2 separate regions of the Homo sapiens genome follow, and region 1 is linked to region 2. Evidence: read pairs that join two places in POLR2A ChIA-PET (ENCODE). Cell type or tissue: PC-9. All regions are shown on one strand. Links, peaks and the distances in the headings refer to the core of each region. The heading gives the core; the rest is flanking DNA. Region 1 overlaps LINC00877 (long intergenic non-protein coding RNA 877). Region 2 has its middle 100 kb from the start of SHQ1.

The links. ChIA-PET counts read pairs that join two places held together with the same protein. Peaks named below come from ENCODE experiments on the same cell type or tissue, not always from the same donor. Only the 100,000 strongest peaks of a DNase experiment are listed, where the experiment ranks them.
Region 1: POLR2A ChIA-PET joins it to region 2 with 6 read pairs; 2 of 35 experiments call an interaction of 5 or more read pairs at or near these places.

The regions. Positions count from the first base shown.
Region 1 is chr3:72,057,576-72,060,489 of GRCh38, forward strand. LINC00877 (long intergenic non-protein coding RNA 877) reads right to left here. Exons shown (of 7, transcript NR_104116.1): 5 at 2,112-2,534. Among named protein-coding and RNA genes, the nearest start is that of LINC00877, 41 kb to the right of the region's middle. In PC-9, for the core only: no CTCF peak of the experiment used is centred there; no DNase peak of the experiment used is centred there.
Region 2 is chr3:72,745,434-72,748,347 of GRCh38, forward strand. It overlaps a transcript of SHQ1 not described here. Among named protein-coding and RNA genes, the nearest start is that of SHQ1, 100 kb to the right of the region's middle. In PC-9, for the core only: no CTCF peak of the experiment used is centred there; a DNase peak (open chromatin) is centred at 1,248.

The DNA of each region.
Region 1 (2,914 bases), core at 159-2,658, 690 kb before region 2:
TTATCCTGATTTATGAACAAGGGGTCCTGTGTTTTTATTTTGCACTGGACCTTACAAATGATGTCACTGGGCCCCAAACCACACCACAGACTGCTGTGCCGGCAGTGAGGGTTCTTCACCCACTAAGCCTCCAAGAGAACCTTTTCTCACTCCTCTCCTAAAAAGGAGAGACTGTTCCTTTAAAAAGACCCCTCCCTACCCCCGCCCCATCTAAATCTCAGTGCTCCAATTTGGAAGTTTCTCTCAGGCTAGGTCTACATGCATTCCATCTGTCTAGCTTCTTCAGGTTCATTCCCTTATATGTTACTTTACTTAGCTTTTAATGCTCATATTTGTTGGGTGCTTGCCATGTTAAACCCTTTACACAGAAAGTCTCATTTAATTCTCACAGCAGCCCTGTGAAATACATGCTACTATTATGCCCGTGTTGCATATGGGAAAACTGAAGCTTGAGAGGCTAAAGGGTTAGCCCAGTGAAAATAAGGACCTTTCTGCAGTCTCTTTGCACATCCTTTGTCTGTTCAGCCCAGCATGCCTTGCACTTGCTACCACCTGTCTTTGCCGACAGTTTCCATTTCATAAAGTAGCCTTTCTTCTCATTCCCTTCTAGGGCCAGACTACCTTCATGGAACTAAAGTTCATGGATTTTCTAGAGTTATTCTTAACACATTTCAGAGGTGCCTGGGATCTGCCCTGTACAAGCTTCCTGGAGTTAGAAGGACTGGCTGCTCGTCCTGGGAAACGCTTTCTGGAAAGAGGAGATACTGGGAACACATAAAAAAAAAAACCGTTGGGAATATATGGCTTGGGTGAGACATTTCAAATATCACCCCTCCATGCCACCAACAGGCAAAGACTTAGTCCCAGCTGCCCAGTTATTTACCAAAGGAAGTCTGCTGCAGGTAGGCACACTGGAGACTTTCTTCTGTAGGCCTTTCATTGCCAGGAGGCACCCAGAGAATGTACAGATTACAAGCCCCATCACCTCAAGCCAATTTGCAGAGGGATTGCTGAATAGAGCTCTCTTTGGAGGCCAAGCCAGGATTACAGTAATTGCAGGCCGGCTGCCGGCTCTCTGGCGGCAGTGCCCGGTGGAGGCTGCCAGCTGGCCCTGCTAATTACCTGTCGCCCAGGATAGGAAGGAGAACATGAGAAAGGACTGACGAGGCCCAGACAGAAGGCACTGGAGCATGGCAGGCTGGCATCTCCAGGATCCAGGCCTCCCAGCCGGCCCCATGGCTATGGCTCTTCTGTTGCAGAGAATGACTTGGCATGTTTCTACCTTGTTCCTCCCAAACAGCTCCCTCGCACAGTCCTGCCTGTCTCCCCTTCAGAGCAATAAACCTCTCTAGAGTTTTCCCTGGGACACTACAGGAATTGCTGAGAGTGGGGTTTTGGGCAGAAGCTCAGAGAAGGCGAGAGAGAGAAACCCTTTCTAGACTAGTGCTGCTCAATTTAACATAAGCCACAAATGTAATTTTAATTTTTTTAGTAGCTATATTAAAAAGAAAAGGTAGGCTGGGCGTGGTGGCTCATGCCTGTAATCCCAGCACTTTGGGAGGCTGAGGCGGGTGGATCATCTGAGGTCAGAAGTTCAAGACCAGCCTGGTCCACATGGTGAAACTGCATCTTTACTAAATATACAAAAAATTAGCTGGGCGTGGTGGCAGTCGCCTGTAATCCCAGCTACTCGGGAGGCTGAGGCAGGAGAATTGCTTGAACCCGGGAGGCGGAGGTTGCAGTGAGCTGAGATCATGTCATTGCGCTCCAGCCTGGGCAACAAGAGCAAAAACTTCGCCTCAAAAAAATAAAAATAAAAATAAAATAAAAAAGAAAAGGTAAAAAGAAACAGGTGATGTTAATTTCAGTAATATGGGTATATTTTATTTAGCCCAATATATCTAAAATATTATTTCAACATGCAATAATGTTTTTAAAGTATTGAGATATTTTACATTATTTTCTTGGTACCAAGTATTGAAAATCCAGTGTGTATTTTACATGTTAGAGCACATGTCCATTAGGACTAGCCCATAGCCACACAGGGCCAGTGACTACCATGTTGGCCAGCACAGCTTCAGATGCGATGGAAAATACAACTCAAAGCTTACCTACAGGCTTTCTTTAGCCATATTTGGGTTTTGTCCCCAAACTTCCAGTCTTTCTTCTGAGCTTGACATTTGCTCTCCAAGTCTTAGATCCCTGCTCCTCCTGCTGCAGGCCAAGGACAACAGCACTGGACATTCACCTTGGACCTTGGTCAAAATGCAGAATTTCAAGTTCCCGCCAGGACCTACTGCACCAGAGTCTGCATTTCACCAAGATCTCCAGGTGACTTGAATAGTCAGTTTGAGAAGCGCTGCTCTAGGCTTCTCCCTCTACCCCTGTCCCTCCTGATTGCATTTGAACTGGTGCACCTGGTCATTCACTTCAATCTTGGGCTCCTTTTTGCCTGGATTCCTTTTTCCATCTTCCAAACCTTTGGCTTTTGCCAGATGTAGATGACACTTGCATTATCTGCTTCTGTCTCTGGGCTGCAGAAAGGCAAAAGTGGAAATTATCAACCACAAGTGAAAATGACAACTTGTCTACCACTTATTTGATACTTTCTATGAGCCAGGCCCCATGCTCAGCACTTTGCATGCATAATCTCACAGAATTCTCACCGGATTTTAGAACCTGGTGCATTATTACATACATTTTAGAAACAAAGCCCAGAGACTAACATCCACACACAGCTAATATCTGGTGGAGTAGAATGAAACCGTGAATCTGCCTGATTGGGAAGCCCATATACTTTGACTAGGTTGAAGTTAAAGTTGTTTTAATGTGGGTGGTGGCAAAGGCGGGTGTATTAGTCTGTTTTCACGCTGCTGATAAAGATATACCTGACACTGGGTAATTTATAAAGAAA
Region 2 (2,914 bases), core at 295-2,794:
AATGGGACAAGAGAGACAGAACATAGAAAAATAGGTCAATGATAATGCAAGCCTAGAAGATGAGGCAGTGCTGTGATTCATTGGCATAATTAATATTTCTATCTAATCTGCTGAACTGTGTAGACTTTTACCACTAGCCGGCCTCTGTAGAGATTAACAGGGCTGACTCATTTTCACAGTGCCGGCTCCCCCAGCGACCTGTTGTTAGGTAGCTAAATAGAGCCCTGTTCAGCTCTGGGAAGTCAGACAATAATAATAAACCCTTACGTTGGTTTAACACTTTCCAGTTTATAAAAGTGCTTTGAACATACAGTCTCCTAGCACTGGAAGGCCAGCAATAAAAGCAGTTCTATTTCCATTTCTGTCTACGGCCATACCACCCTGAACGCGCCTGATCTCATCTATTCCTTTTTTTTTTTTTTCCTTTGAGACAGAGCCTCACTCTGTCGCCCAGGCTGGAGTGCAGTGGCACAATCTCGGCTCACTGCAATCTCCGCCTCCCAGGTTCAAGTGATTCTCCTGCCTCAGCCTCGAGTAGCTGGGATTACACGGGCCCGCCACCACCCCCAGGTAAGTTGTTTGTATTTTTAGTAGACACAGGGTTTCACCATGTTGGCCAGGCTGGTCTCGAACTCCTGACCTCAAGTGATCTGTCTGCCTCGGCCTCCCAAAGTGCTGAGATTACAGACATGAGCCATCGCGCCCAGCCCCGTTTCTAAGATGAAGGGAAAGGTGTCGTTTGGAGTCCCCCCCTCGTGAGCCAGCTACAGTGGAGCTGGGTTGAATTGGAGGCTGCCTCTTGTCAACTGCAAAGTCTTGGTTTTTCCCACTGAGCTGCGACTAGGCAGTCACTGGGTCTCTTCCCTATTCTTGCCCCAACTTATTTTTTTCTCCCATCATCTAGGAGTTTTGGGAAACCCATATGGTTATAGGAGATCCCTAAAGTTGCCTGGCAGGTTGTCTAGTTTAAAAAAATAAATGAAAGGCAGCACCTCTGGAGGTGTTTTGGGTTACTGAGCTAGTGTAGTATAGTGTTCTCAGCCCATCTTAAACAAAGACAGAGTAACGTGATATAACAAAGCTTCAACCTCCATGAACAAAGAAAGGGTAGGAGAAACACTGCCGACACGGACTCTGAAATTAAGGAGCTCACTCACGTTGTCTTTAATACTCATGAGGGTTGTTTAATGAGCTGCCTGGCTTTGAGGATGTCCGGGAAGGATCATGTTTGCTCATTCTTTGAGGAAGGGAATAACAGGTTTTTCTACCCAAGACAAGTCTCACTGAAGTAGATCCTGTCAAGATTCCTAAGAACAAAAATTGATGGAAGGAAGAAAACTTCCATGGCGTTAAATTTTTAGACGAGAGGATTTGCTTAACTGGCTTGACTTCAGTGGAAGTAAATGAGGGGAGTTACAGATAATACTTTTTCAAACTGGCTTCAGATAATGTACTAGTGAGAAGAAATGCATTTTCAATGGTCATAAGGATTTGGAAGCTCTCCAGGGAAGCTGAGAGAAGTCTTGTGAACACATTCCAACAAAGCAGTTATAGTGTTCAGGAGTTCACAAGCATTTTAAGTGCCGTAGTCACCCCAGGATCATGTTAATACAACCTGGAAAAGTACAAACATTCACAACCTTCACAAACCCTAAGTAAAAAGCATCATACCCTTTCTTGAAATTAATGATGCTACTGAGATTAATAGATGAGATTTCATTTCCTCCTCAAAGCAAATTGGTTTATCTTATTTGTTCATTCATTCAACAAATATTTATGGAGTGCTTGAGAATACGGACACTGATGATTCAGTGTTAACAAGACCCTACCTCCCCAGCAGCTTAAACTCAAGTGGGAAAACCCATATTTAAACTATTAATGGAGAATTACACTTCCAATCCCGATGGATTAACAGGGACCAGATTTACTCTCCCGTCAGACATAACCAAAGCAGAAAAATGGGAGCAATACACAAAACCATGGCTTTCCAAACTCTGAACTTCAGGCAATGAAAGACAGTGATCCTGAGAGACAGAAAACAAGGTGAGATCTACTGCTTTGAAAGACTTTCCATGCTATGTAGGGAAGGACAATCAAGGCAGAACCCAGGGGGTTATGGAGTTCAAAGACAGGGCTGAGGACTTGGGGTGACCAAGGCAGCTAACATTTGCAGCACAGAGCTCCAGAGAGGAGAGAGCTGCACAGAGAACGCTGGATATCTGGAGAGAGAGAGGAGAGCCCTCTTCTAGAACCATCTGAAAAGATGAGAGGGGGCTGGGTGCGGTGGCTCATGCCTGTAATCCCAGCACTTTGGGAGTCTAAGGCGGGTGGATCACCTGAGGTCAGGAGTTCGAGACCAGCCTGGCCAACATGGCGAAAACCCATCTCTACTAAAAATACAAAAAATTAGCCAGGTGTGGTGGTGCATGCCTGTAATCCCAGGTGTTCGGGAGGCTGAGGCAGGAGAATCACTTGAACCCGAGAGACAGAGGTTGCAGTGAGCTGAGATCATATCACTGCACTCCAGCCTGAGTGACAGAACAAGACTGTCTCAAGGAAAAAAAAAAACACACACTCACATTAGAGAGAAGAGTCCTCAGTACGCACACTGGGAACAGTGTGAGTTCAATCAGCCAGGCTGAAAAACTCATAATTCATAAGGCATGGTGGAGCACTCAGGAATATCAGCACTGGGGAATAATTTGCCCTAGACTGAGCACCACTCCAGACCTGCCTAACAAATTACAAAGCAAGACCCATAAGGATCAAACTACTTCCATGTCACTGGACTGCATCCCTAAACAAAGATCAAGAGTATATATAAGAATGCATATCTAGCACCTAAGAAGGTAAAATTCACAAAGTGTGGCATCCAATCAAAGACTATGAGGCATGCAAAAAAAAAAAAAAAAAA